Regions from separate parts of the Mus musculus genome. Here region 1 is linked to region 2. Evidence: chromatin loops called from intact Hi-C (ENCODE). Cell type or tissue: left cerebral cortex. All regions are shown on one strand. Each heading gives the region's core, and the rest is flanking DNA. Links, peaks and the distances in the headings are about the cores only. Region 1 holds the start of Etnk2 (ethanolamine kinase 2). Region 2 has its middle 5.2 kb from the start of n-TKctt25.

The links. Peaks named below come from ENCODE experiments on the same cell type or tissue, not always from the same donor. Only the 100,000 strongest peaks of a DNase experiment are listed, where the experiment ranks them.
Region 1: a loop joins it to region 2, with 2.9 times the contacts of the local background. A loop is called at or near these places in 7 of 42 quality-filtered maps.

What each region holds. Positions count from the first base shown.
Region 1 is chr1:133,359,885-133,366,652 of GRCm38, reverse strand. Etnk2 (ethanolamine kinase 2) reads right to left here and starts at 3,081. Exons shown (of 8, transcript NM_175443.5): 1 at 2,635-3,081; 2 at 818-1,077. The coding sequence starts at 2,889. It overlaps Ren1 (renin 1 structural), which reads right to left. Exons shown (of 9, transcript NM_031192.3): 9 at 6,333-6,676. The coding sequence ends at 6,515. In left cerebral cortex, for the core only: no CTCF peak of the experiment used is centred there; DNase peaks (open chromatin) are centred at 2,410, 2,704, 2,746, 3,122 and 1 more place; H3K4me3 peaks cover 1,453 bases; H3K27ac peaks cover 1,283 bases.
Region 2 is chr1:133,036,151-133,043,144 of GRCm38, reverse strand. No RefSeq gene overlaps it. Among named protein-coding and RNA genes, the nearest start is that of n-TKctt25, 5.2 kb to the right of the region's middle. In left cerebral cortex, for the core only: CTCF peaks have their summits at 3,366 (motif pointing left) and 3,566 (motif pointing left); a DNase peak (open chromatin) is centred at 3,547.

The DNA of each region.
Region 1 (6,768 bases), core at 1-5,000, 320 kb before region 2:
ACCCTACCTCAGTCGGAGCATTGAGAGTGGTATGCTCTCTGCTCTAGAGTAGTATCCACAGGGCTTGAAGGTTAAACACAGTTCCTAGGTGCTACATATCCAGGGACTGGGACTAGGACCTAGTCCTTGTGGGCCTTCTGCATGAAGGCCTCAGCAGTACTCCAAATCTGGATGTTCACTGTCAGGGAACCCAAAGGGCCCTCAGCTATGGGGGAGGAGAGGCTAGTCCAGCCTGCTAAAGTTGAGTTCGTTCATCCTGCATAGGCTCGTTGGTCTTCACACTTTTCTGTCTTTGCAAAAGATGGGAGGAAAGCTGGTCAAGGTGTCATACACCTTTAATCCCAGCATTTGGGAGGCAGAGGCAAGTGGGTCTCTTAGAGTTTAAAGCCAACCTGGTCTACATATCAAATTCCGGGACAGCCATTGCTACATTGGAAGGCTCTGACTCCAATAAACATAAAATAAATAAAAAAGAAAGACAGGCAGGGTAGAAAGCCTGTGTGCCTTCAGAATTTGGCTCAGACGTCATTCCCGGGGCTTCTGAACATTTCCACGGCAGACAAGTGGACAGAGGTTTGAGAAATGGGGTGGGGTGGGGTGCGGTAACAACCTGGTCTCTGCTGTGTTCCCCTGGAACTCAACCCTCTAGTGGATACCCCTGTAAGCCTATAGAATGGTGTAGCCTCTGAGTAGCATATATTAACAAATATTTTCAATGCAATGGCGGGCCTTATGACTCTCTTCATTGTTCACAGCCAAGACCATCAAAACCACAGCCTCTGAGAAAATGATGTATAATGCCCTGTTCCCTCCTCACCTGAAGAGCTGGGGCTCTCGGATGTGTTCAGGTCCCAGGGCCACACCCTGCACATACTCGTAGCACAGCCCGTTCTGAAAGGTACAGTAGAGTTTGGGGGCGCAGCCGTGTGCTCGCAGCAGTTGGAAGTTTCTGACCTCATTCTCCCGGTCCACCAGCAACTCCGTGCGCTCCCCATACACCCGGACCAACACGCAGTCCCGCATGTCCTCCTCCACATAGCAGGCCAATAGCTTGTTGGTGATGCCGTCTTTGAAGCGCTAGCATGGGGAGAGGACAGCCATGGGTGGGAGGGTGCGGCATGGTCCTCCGCTCTCTTCCCAGAGCTTCAGTCAAAACAGAATTCGTTCACTGGAATGCTGAACATAACCCCACGCCAGCTAGTACTAAACTGTGCCTTGGAATAAAGGGACACTCATGGTGGTGGATGGGAAGGAGCAGCCACACTGAGTCCAGGCACACTCACTCAGCCTAGCTGCGCGTCCAGGCCATGCTATCTAGCACAGTGGCCACGTCTGCACTAGGCGCTGGAGAGAGGCCCTCCCCTCCTTTCTCCATCCTGGCCCTGAAAGAACCCCACTGCAGGCAAGAATGTAGCCAGGGAGGGCTAGAAATTGCCCAGACAGACACCCTGATCAGCTGCCTCTCATTAAGGCAGGCAAGGGCTCTCAGAGCTGTATCTCCTGCTCTATCCAGTGGCAGAGAGACAAGGAGGGTACTGAAGTTGGCACTCTTCCCAGGGCTTTGGTGGCCAGAGGTCCTTGAATCTCTGAATTCCACACCAGGAGGAACAGGAGACAATATGAGTGGGAGCCCAGACTCTCTGGGCAGGGTGATAAGGAGGGAGGAACCCTGAACTAAAGGTTTATGGGCGCTATGGGGCAGAGCTGGATGGGACTTCAGGGGACCCACCCCTTCTAGGTGAGACGACAGGCCTAGTGGGGGTCCAGATTAGCATCTGGTATGCAGTGCTGGGTTTAATCTCAAATATGGCTTGATGCCTTCACTGTCTGTTCCTGACCAGGTCTTCTGAAAATGTTACCACATTCAGCCCAGATTCTCCTTAGAGCTGCCCCTTCCATACTCAGAAGGCCAATGACATGGGGCCCGAACCCTCCAAAGCAGGCTGTCAGGGGTGTAGGGCTGGGTAGGTTTTTAAGAGAATGCAGGACAGCGAGGGAGGGAGTAAGCTAGGGGCTCGCAGTGGGCAGTTCTGCCCACAGGTGTGTGTGTGGGACAAAGTATTCAGCTGAGGTGGGAAGAAAATGGAGTGGGGGTCAAAAGGGGCGTTGCTCAGAGCTAGCCTGAGGCCACGTGAAGAAGGTCTCAGGGCTTAGCTGGAATTCTGAATTGCACAGGGCTGGCTCCTGGGGCCACAAGGAATGCTCAGATCCCCGAGGCTTGGATCTCAAGTTAGGGCGAAGGAACAGCATGGGTGTAGGGGGAGGTTTCCTTAAAAGTTCGTGCTTCCTCGGGTTGTCAGAGTGGCTGGGTAGCACTTCTGAGCAACTAGGGGACAAGCACGCAGCGACAGGGGGTGGGGCTGCACGCGCAGCACGCTGACAGTGGGCAGGTGGACCTCCGGCGGCAGGAGCAGGCGAATGGGGAGGGTCCAGGGAAGCGTGAGCCCAGCTTTGCATAGGGATCAAAGAGAAATGGAGAGTTACACACATATTCAAACCACGGTCCAAAACATCTCCTGCGCAACAGCCGCAAAACCCTGGAACCCGCACTTGGAGGATGCACTGACGGGCGTCCACGCAGCCCCTCTGCAGCCCGGCAGCGCCCCATCCCCGGCCTCACGCCCTCTCGGCTACCTTGGTCCGAACTTGTTCGGGCTTCCAGTGCGGCCGCAGCTCCCGAATGAGGCGCAGGGCACCGGGGAGGATGTCGTCCTGTTCCACCGTGACGCTGAAGCATGGGACGGCGGCCCTCGGGGGCCCTGGAGGCTCCCAGCAGCCGGCGCTGGCCACCGCCTTCTCCTCCATGCTCCATGAGCACTGCGGGCAAGGCTCCTGCCTCCGCAGGTAAAAGGGCGAGCACGGCACTGGAGCTGAAGGGGGCACAGCCATTCCCAGCAGCCCCACCCCCTCGGAGCCGCCGCGCCCGCGTTAGCCCCTACGGGGGGGCCCTGAGAGAGAGTGGGAGTGGTCGAGGAGGGGCCAGGGGAAGTCCATGACTCATGAGCGAGCTGCCTGTTCCAATCTCCGGCGATGCAACCGAGCAACACAGCTGGCCGGGAATCGCCAAGGTCCGCCGCGACAGTGACATCATGGGTCGCAGTAACGCCCCTTGCCCGCCCCGCCCCCGCCTCCGGGCGAGTGCAGCCCGCCATCTCCCGTTGCTGGCTCCACCGCTACCTGGAGCTCTGGGTGGGGGATGCCCCGCCTTAATGACGCAAAGGGCGGAGCCTCCCCAGGCCCCGCCCCAGATCCCTGCTCCAGTATCCTAGTACTGGTTGACCAGTTTCCCACTGGAGCCCACAGCTAAAGAGCTCTTTTCCGGGTAGTCTAGGGTAAGGGGCTGGGGCTAAGGAGGGAAGAGCTTGTCTTTGTCCCAACCTCATCCTGGAACGTGGAGATCGGATGCTCCTATAGTGTGGGCTTCGGCTTGCCATTAAATCTCTTGGGAAAGGTTGGGCTGCGTTTCTAAGGCCTTCTAGGCATCATTCAGCACCACACACACACACACACACACACACACACACCTTCGATGGAGAACAGCATGGTGATGGTTCAGGGTGAGTGTCCCATAGGCAGACTGGACTCTGATAGAATGTTCCAGGGTACTTTTATGAGTGTACAAGCACATTGTAAGCCAGGACTTTGAGCAAGACTGAGTTTGGCTCACTAAATAATCCTTAAGCCTTCCTCCCTGTCCTGCAAGGCTGACTGGGCATAGATAGTGGTCGCACAGGTGCCCGGAGCTCAGTGTTTTGTTGAGCAAAGAGGTGATCAAAGGCCATAGTACAACCTAGGGATCTATGTGTATGTAGCATGACAAGGGGAAGGGATAAGTCCCCTGGCAGACTTACTGTACAGAGAAGACACATGGAAAGAGGCCAGGCCAGCCCTTGGAAAGCCCGTCCCTTAGTCATATATTCCCCTGGTCACTTCCAGAGTGAGACCAGTTAGCTGCCAGCTCTCTAGCATAGAGAGACCTGGGCTTGCCTTGGGACCTCATTTCTTATCACCTCATACTGCCCTACTTGAAAAATGCCTACAAAATAGATGTGTTTCTGTGTCCCCAAGGTTGTCCCTCCGACCTACTCAGGAACATCTCCACCACGAGGCCTTTTGGTTCTTGCTGCTTTGCACCCAGGTCTTCTGGTCCAGTTTCTGTGCTGGTGCCTCTTGCAGGGGCCACTAGCCTCACGTGGCTACTCAGCCCTTGAAATGTGGCCAGTGTGACATTTTGTGTAACTTTAATCTTTATACGCATACAAACAACAGCATGCAGCCACTGTACTGGACATTGTAGCAGATGGTAGGGAGGGACCACCTACTTGAGGTCATGATGTCCCAGGATGCCAGAACTGGAAAGGACATTGCCTCCAGCTCTTTCTTTTGCAATAGGCAAAGCAAACCTTGCGGCACAAGGGAACACAATCAGTGGGAGTCCAGACTCGCTTTCTCAGCTCTGTGCCAGCACCCTGAAAGCAGCTCCCGCTATACAAATATCACCTCAGAGAAGCCCTGGGTCCTTAACCTTAGGAGAGTGAAATCCTACAGATACCAAGCGCTTGGTTGGGACACTCAGTACCTTGCTTTTGGGGGAGGAGGGGTCAAAGAGGGATGAGGGAATACAGGTTGATGCCTGCTTTCTTATCCCCTAAGCTATACACTCTTCATGGGCAGTCTGAGGGGTGAGTGGAAAAAGAGTCCTCTACCAGCCCATTGTGGGTGGTGCCTCCCCTGGGCTGGTGGTCCTGGGTTCTGTAAGAAAGCAGGCTGAACAAAACCTGTGGAGCTTAGGCCTGGAGGTGGAAGACAGCCCGTGTGTGCACCTGACCCAAAGCAAGGTGTTTGGAGCTCTGTCCCTGTGCCAGCACTGCGCATGTGGGACTGAGGTGAGAGCCCCGCCCCCAGGGGCTGTGTCATTTGGGTTGGATTCTCTCGGATAGTTTTTCAGGTTCCTTCTCCGCTTGATTCTTCACCGAGTGATCTTGGGCAAATTAGCCTTTTTATGTGTTTTTCTATGTGTGTGAGGTAGGATTATTGGATGTCTGACATTCCATGTTCTTGCACAGTGACGACTTAGATTGCCTCTGTAGATGGTCACATGGGGCAGGGGCACGGAGTGTGCAGAGCATGCTGACAGAGGTTTTCCAGGGAATTCCATATAGGGTTGGGTTGTTCAGCAGCACGGGGCCTGGGATGAAACACCACGATCAAACACCTTGGGGAGGAAAGGGTCTATTTGACTTATACTTCCACACCACAGTTCATCATCAAAGGAAGTCAAGACAGGAACTCAAGCAGTAGGACAGGAACCTGTAGGCAGGAGCTAATGTAGAGGCCGTGGAGGGGTGCTGCTTACTGGCTTGCTCCTTGTGGCTTGTTCAGCCTGCTTTCTTACAGAACCTGGTCCGTCACCACGCACAATTGGCTTATCAATCATTAATTAGGGAAATGGTCTCTAGGCTTGACTGCAGCTCCATCTTCTGGAGGCATTTTCATACCTGAGGTGCCCTCCTCTCAGATGACTTTAGTTTGTGTCGCGTTGACATTAAACTAGTGAATATACTCACCTGCCATAGCCCTAAGGCTTTTCCCCCAGAGTGGTACGAAAAAAATTTATGTGAATCTGGTTGACAGTAGACAGAAGCTACCAACCTTACACACAGAAACATTTGTGTGTGGAGGCGGTGTCTATTTTGTCACATTCTTCCTCTAATCTATTTCTCACTGTCTCTCTGTCCATCTCTGTCTCTTTGTCTGAATGTCCATCTGTGTGTTTTTTGTCTCTCTCTCTCTCTCTCTCTCTCTCTCTCTCTCTCTCTCTGTGTGTGTGTGTGTGTGTGTGTGTGTGTGTGTAGGCTAAAGGACAACTTCAATGGTCATTCCTATGGTATCAAACTCCAGGGATCTGCTTGTCTCTACATGTCTCAACATCCTGGATTGAAACACTCGCCATCTGGCTTTTTTTTTAATTAATTAATTAATTAATTAATTAATTAATTATGAGTACATTATCACTCTCTTAGACATGCCAGAAGAGGGCATCAGACCCCATACACATGGTTGTGAGCCACCACGTGGTTGCTGGGAATTGAACGCAAGGACATCTGGAAGAACACTCAGTGCTATTAACTACTGAGCCATCTCTCCAGCCCTGTTTGTTTGTTTGTTGGTTTTAGTGTGGGTTCCTGGAATCAAACTCAGGTTCTCACACTTGAAAAGCAAGCACTTTACTAACAAACCTCCATCTCTGGCCTCACATGTCATAGTCTTCTCTACGTGTGACCATGCAGGTGTACCTCCTCCAAACTCCAAAGAACCCATCCGAAACAGGCTTTAAACATGAAATCTTTATTCGATTTTTCCTTAAAGCAGGGAAGGGTGAGTGCAGGTGAAGGGGCAAACACTCGTTAGGGTCTCTGTGTCCAGTGTCCCTATGTTGGGGACAAAGCCAGACAAAATGGCCCCCAGGACTGCCAGCTTGGCTTGGCCTAGGGTTACTGGGTGGCAGAGGGCCTTAGCGGGCCAAGGCGAATCCAATGCGATTGTTATGCCGATCAAACTCTGTATAGAACTTGCGGATGAAGGTGGCACCCAGGACCCAGACAGGCCCAGTGGGTGGTGGGATGTCCATGGCATGGAGAGCCAGTGTGCACAGCTTGTCTCTCCTGTTGGGATACTGGCAAGAAGCAGAGGCTTGCTCTACTGCCCGCCACACAACGCATTCCCACCTCCAGAGTGGAGCAACAGTCTTCAGTGTATGCCTCCTCT
Region 2 (6,994 bases), core at 1,200-6,199:
TCTACAAAGTGAGTTCCAGGACAGCCAAGGCTACACAGAGAAATCCTGTCTTGAAAAACCAGAAGGGAGAGGAACAGGAGGAGGAAGAGGAAGAGGAGGAGGAGGAAGAAAGAAGAAGAAGAGGAAGAAGAAGAAAGAAGAAGAGGACGAGGGAAGAGGAGGAGGAGGAGGAAGAAGAGGAGGAAGAAGAAGAAGAAGAGGAGGAGGAGGAGGAGGAGGAAGAAGAACCCACACATGCCACCCACACAGTATTCAATCCAGGCAGGCAGAACTTCCAGTTGAAGGAATGACCACATCCTATCCCCCTCACCGCCCCCCCCCCCACACACACATACACACACAAAAGAAGACGGTATTTAAAAAGGCAACGCAGGTGTGATCAGAGGTTTGTAGATTAGAAGCTTATCTTGGATTATCCAGCAAGGCCCAGTCTAATCACTCCTGCCCTTAAAACTGACAGTCCTTCCCAGAGATGCCCAGGATGATGGAAGGAAGGGTAGAAGAATGAATGTGGATGGCTTTCGGGTTGTAGCTGGACGTCCCCTGGAGGTGAGGAAAAGACAAAAAACAGAAGAAACACAGCCTTGTGACAGACACCCAGGCTTCAGTCCAGAGACTTGGGTGGACTTCTAACCTACTGAACTGTAAGGTCAGACATTTGTTTTGAAGTAGGGGGTTTTGTTTTTTAGACAAACTCTGATGTAGCTCTGCTCTATAGCTGAGGGTGGCCTTGAACTCCAGACCCTCCTACCTCTACCTCCCAACTGCTGAGATTACACCTATTGCACACCACACTCGGCTCCCTAGCAGTTGGCTTGGCAGTACTAGGTACTGGACATATTATGTCATGCGTGAGAGGCAACAATCTACCATTGAACTATAGCCCTAGTCCTAGCTCTGTATGCTTTGAAGTCCACTTAACTGAGGGGTAAAGGGGATTTGTTATGGAGGCAATAATAAATATTCTATTTAATAATATTTAACTGGAATCTTCTTTACAGCACCTCCATGTTTGTTTGTTTGATGGTTTGAGACAGGGACCCTCAGAGGCAAGGAACTTTGCTTGAAACTAGCTGGCCCGTGACCTCTGGAGCATCTCCACCATCCGCCCATTTTGCAGTCTCCAGGATTACAAGGGCACCACAACGCTGGACATTTTTATCGTAGATTCTGAGGATCTGAGCTTAGGTTCTCAAGCTTTCAAAGCCAAGTACTTTATGAACTGAGCTATATCTTGGATTCTCTTGTCTTCTATTCTCCATTTCTCTCTCTCTCTTTCTCTCGGGGAGGGTAATTTTGTTGTTTTTGTTGAAAGAGAGGGTTTTTTAAACAATCCTTCCCCCACTGCCTCTTTTTTTTTTTTTTTCAAGACAGGGTTTCTCTGTGTAGCCCTGGCTGTCCTGGAACTCACTCTGTAGACCAGGCTGGCCTCAAACTCAGAAATCCGCCTGCCTCTGCTGGGATTAAAGGCGTGCACCACCACGCCCAGCACACCCCCACCGCCTCTTGAGTGCAGCAATTACAGGCCTGCACTGCTACAGTTGGCTCCATTGAAGACTTCTTGAAATGTCTTTTTATCACTATTTTATGTGTCTGAGTGTTTTGGCTGCATGTTTGTTTGTGTACAGAATGCATTCTCGTTGCCTGTAGAGGCCAGAGGAGGAGGATAGATTTCCTAGATCTGTAAGTTCAGGTGGTTGTAAGTCACTTTGTGGTGCTGAGAATCAAACCCAGGTCTTCTGGAAGAGCAGTCAGTATTCTGAACTGTGGCGCCATCTTTTTGACCCCCTAGTCTTTTTTAAGGCATGCAACTTTTTCATTTGTTGTAAATGGCTTCAGGGCCAGACACTAAACTGTGGGTTTAGAAGGCTAGAGTACTATTATTAGCAATGCAGGAGAGGCCAGATTGACACACCTGTAATCACAGCCTTAGGAGGCAGAGGCAGGAGGATTGCTGTACCTTTGAGGTCAGCAGATCAGCTGGGGAATTCCAAGCCAGCCTTCTCATTACATCATTATTCCTGACAGCCACATACCCGCCTTAAGGGGTCCATTAATAAATGAGCGTGTAAGGAAAACATGACTGATCCTTATCTAGTGCAGAATACTCTTCAGTTTTAAGAATGAAGGAAACTGCCTATCAGTGGTGGCACATACCTTTAATCTCAGCAGAGTCAGGTGGATCTCTGAGTTCGAGGCCAGCCTGGTCTACAAAGTGAGTTCCAGGACAGCCAGAGCTACACCAAGAAACCTAAAATAATAATAATAATAATAATAATAATAATAAAGTCTCATTTGTATCTGCACTAATGAACATAGGGGGAAATCACACTCCATGTGTTAAGTCAGATAAAGAGATACAGACAGTATATGATTTAACTTCTGTGGAATTCAGACAGTTAGACTGACAGAAGCAGTTGGGGGCTGAGGTTGTGCTGGTAGGGGAGTGACAGGTTATTATTCAGAGGAAAGAAACTTTGAGCTTTGAATTTGGGGGACTCTGATGTACAGCATAGTGATGGTAGTTAATGGTGATGTATTGATCTCACATTCTAACTCCCCCACACACCACTAAAAGAACTGGTGGGAACTGGGCACACACATTAATTCTGGCAAAGTGTGAGGCGTGTAGGAGGAATATAAATTTGACACCAGCCGGTGCTACACAATGAGACCCTGTCTTTTTAAACATGTATTTAGTTGTGTATGTGACTGCTCTGTCTTGTAAGACAGAAGAGGGTATCAGGATCTCATTGTGGATGGTTGTAAGCCACGGTGTGGTTGCTGGGAATTGAACCTCTAGAAGAGCAGCCAGTGACTTTGACGCTGAGCCATCTCTCCAGGCTCTAGTGAACCCTATCTTTAAAAAAAAAAAAAAAAAAAATTCGAGCTGGGTGTGGTGGCGCAAGCCTTTGATCCTAACACTCGGGAGGCAGAGGCAGGCGGATTTCTGAGTTCGAGGCCAGCCTGGTCTACAAAGTGAGTTCCAGGACAGCCAGGGGTACACAGAGAAGCCCTGTCTCGAAAAAGAAGAAAAAAAAAAAAAAAAAAAAAAAAAAAAAAAAACAACAACAACAACAACAACAAAAAACACTCAAAATAGCAGCAGTCTGAAAATAATTAGTGGGTGAAATTAAGCCTGTGACACCTACAGAAGGCCCACCTGGGCTTGGCATCGAACACTGGAAATCTCAGAACTCCAGGGAGGAGGAAGGGGGATGAAGAGTTTAAGGCTAGACTGGGATACATAGACATCTCAAAACTCATAATAAACAAGGGCTAGACAGAGAGAGGGATGGCTCAGCCATTGAGCACCTGCTGCTCTTTCGGAGGAGTTGGTTCAGTTGCTGGACCCACAGCAGGTGGCCCAAGAAACTCCAGTTCCAGAGGTTCAGCACCCTCTTCTGGCCGCCACAGGCGTGTTCATCACACAGTGACAAGACAGACAGGCACGCATACACATACATTCAAAAATAAAATAAATAAAACAACAGCAGCCCCAGAGAACTAGATGCTCCATGTGCAGAATTTGTGAGTTTAGCCTGCCCTCTAGTGGACACATTAAATCCAGCAGTCATGCAAGAAACAGTTTCAAGAAGCAGGCAAGATGTTTGGTTCTAGGTAAGGCAAGGTGTGAGACGACACCTGTGATGGTGTTTCCACACAACATACACGCAAAGCAGAGACATTTATTGCTGCCTCAGATGGGCCCTGCTGTGTTAATTTCCTCCTCCTCCTCCTCCTCCTCCTCCTCCTCTTCCTCCTCCTCTTCTTCTTCCTCTTCTGAGACAGGGTTTTTCTATGGATCCCTGGCTGTACTGGAACTAACTCAGTAGACCATGCTGGCCTCCAACTCAGAAATCCACCTGCCTCTGCCTCCTGAGTGCTGGTAACAAAGGTGTGCTCTACCACTGGCAGGCCAAACGTCTCATAAGAGCAACGTTGTCCTCCTTAGCCTGCCCCAAGCCTGGCCACAGTCTCCCCATTTCCCTTCACTTCTGCCAGCGAGTGTGGCATGTGCTCTCCAAGTTCCTTTCAGATTTGCTGTGTTCCTCCTGGCCACCCTGCTCAGTGAGCAGTTCACTGGTTGGCCAATCTCATTTAATCAGTTTAACTTGAAACATCTGGCTTTATCATCCAGCTGTGACAAGGCCTTTGTGGGAGGAAACCATGAAGGTCTCTTTATTCCTGTTTCTCTCAGGCATCCTGAACAAGCACTGTTTCCCTTCCCATAAAATGTGGTGTGCAAGGTGTAGTATTCCACAATTTTAATCCCAGCCCTCTGGGGGCAGAAGCAGGCAGATTTCTGGGAGTTTGAGGCTAGCCATAATCTACATAGCAGCAGGTTCCAGGCCACCCAGGGCTACAAAAATCCGGGAGTGTGATTCATCCCACACCTCGAACAAAGAGACAGAGAAACATTTTTCTTGCTTGAGATATATAACTTGCTCAAGAAATAGGTCCAAGTAATTAAATAGATAGATATTTGTTTAGCTCATTACAGTTTCTTCCATATGGCTGACAACTGCTTCAGCTCCACTCTGATAATGTAGTTTTCTTATTGAAAACTCTAGTCCCGTCCATTTTATAAATCATACTTGTCAGGGTCCGGGGTCACCCCACAAACCACATGTATCTCAATCAGATGGGGATAGTTTATTGAGCATTCACCCCGGACTGACTGATCAGGACCACAGAGCAGACTCCAAAGCTGACCACAACCTTGATCCAGAATCCTACTGAGCTTTTAAGCCTGACATCCACAAACATCTGTGCCAAGTTATTCCACCAATTAGAATTCACGGATAGGGGGTGTGATGGTTTGTATATCCTTGGACCAGGGAGTGGCACCATCTGAAGGTGTGGCCTTGTTGGAATAGGTGTGACCTGGTTGGAATGGGTGTGTCATTGTGGGTGTGGGTATAAGATCCTCACCCTAGTTGCCTGGAAGTCAGTCTTCCACTAGCAGCCTTTGGATGAAGACATAGAACTCTCAGCTCCTCCTGTGCCATGCCTGCCTGGATACTGCCATGCTCCCACCTTGATGATAATGGACTGAACCTCTGAACCTGTAAGCCAGCCCCAATTAAGTATTTTTTTTATAAGACTTGTCTTGGTCATGGTGTCTGTTCACAGCAGTAAAACCCTAACTAAGACAGGGGGTTTCCTTAGGAACAAGTCTGTGATGGTTTGAATATGCTTAGCCCAGGGAATGACTCTATTAGGAGGTGTGGCCTTGTTGGAGTAGGTGTGGCCTTGTTGGAGTAAGTATGTCATTGTGGGCATGGACTTTGAGACCCTGATCCTAGCTCTCTGGAAGCCAATCTTCTTCTGTTTGCCTTTGGAACAAGATATAGAACTCTCGTTTCCTCCAATGCCATGCTCCCACCTTGACGGCAATGGACTGAACCTCTGAACCTGTAAGCCAGCCCCAATTAAATGTTGTCCTTATAGGAGTTGCCTTGGTCATGGTGTCTGTTCACAGCAGTAAAACCCTAACTAAGACAGATATGAATATTAGATAAGGCAAGTCTCCTGCCACAGTTGAATACCCCAAACAATGGGAACAGGAGAAGTGTACAACAAAGAGATGTTCCTAAGCAAACCCCCTATCCTTAAATCCTGAATGGTGAAACAACTTGGCACAGATGTTTGTGGATTTGGGGCTTAAAAATCCTGTAGGACCTTAACTCAGGGTCTTGGTTCAGTTCCTGAATCTGGACCATAGCCCTGGTTGACTAGGCCTGGGGTGTATGTTCAATATTGTCTGACTGAGACCAGTGTTTGTGTGGCTTATGAGGCGATTCCTGGACTCCAACACAAAACATAACAGAATATGCAATCAACTCAGGCATCAGAAAGTTTTCTAGTAACCGTAGTAACAGCACATGATAAAGTTTATTCGTAACAGTAATAACAGCATAAAATGGCTGGCTAGACCAGGCAGCAGTTAGTTACCCAGGCCTTAACAATACCCTATTGCTCTTCAGGTCCTGCATTTATTTGCTGTTTGCATATGTTTAAAGATTTGTTTAGTTGTGTGTGTGTGTGTTTGCCTGTGCTCCAGGTGCCTGCAGGAAGGAGTCCTGAGGAAAACAGATGTTATTAGTCCCCTGGAATTGGAGTTACAGGCAGTTGTGAGCTGCCTGCTGTGTGAGTTCCCTGTGTCCTGTGCAAGAGCTGATGTGCTCATAGCTACCTAGTCATCTCTTCAGCCCCCAACTGTTTCCTGTTTCCTTCCTTCCTTTCCCTCTGTGTAGCCCTGGCTGTCCTGGAACTCACTCTGTAGACCAGGCTGGCTTCAAACTCAGTCTCCCGAGTGCTGGGATTAAATGTGTACACCATCACTTTAATGGTGTTAAAACAGGCTTGTGTTTAACCCACTGCACCATCTGACCAGCTGTCCTTGTACATTTTGGGCTTGCTCCCTCAGATTTAATTTGCAATGGAAAATGTAATAGAATAATAAAAACTTGCATTTGGAGGGTGTGCTGGCTGGTTATACATAACTTTGATACAACCCAGAGTCATTCAAGAAAATGGAACTTCAGTTGAGAAAATGCTTTTACTATATTGACCTGTGGACAAGCCTGTGGTGTGTTTTCTTGATTGATGACTGATGTGGGAAGGCCCAGCTCACTGTGGGCAGGACTAGGCTAGTGGTCCTGGATGCTATAGGAAATCAGGCTGAGCCAGGCAGTGGTGGCACATGCCTTTAATCCCAGCACTTGTGAGGCAGAGGCAGGTGGATTTCTGAGTTTGAGGCCAGCCTGGTCTACAAAGTGAGTTCCAGGACAGACAGGCTATACAGAGAAACCCTGTCAAAAAACAAAACAAAACAACCAAAAAGAACCCAAACAAGGGGCTGGAGAGATGGCTCAGCGGTTAGGAGAACTGACTGCTCTTCTGAAGGTCCTGAGTTCTATTCCCAGCAAACACATGATGGCTCACAACCATCTGTAATGAGATCTGATGCCCTCTTCTGGTGTGTGTC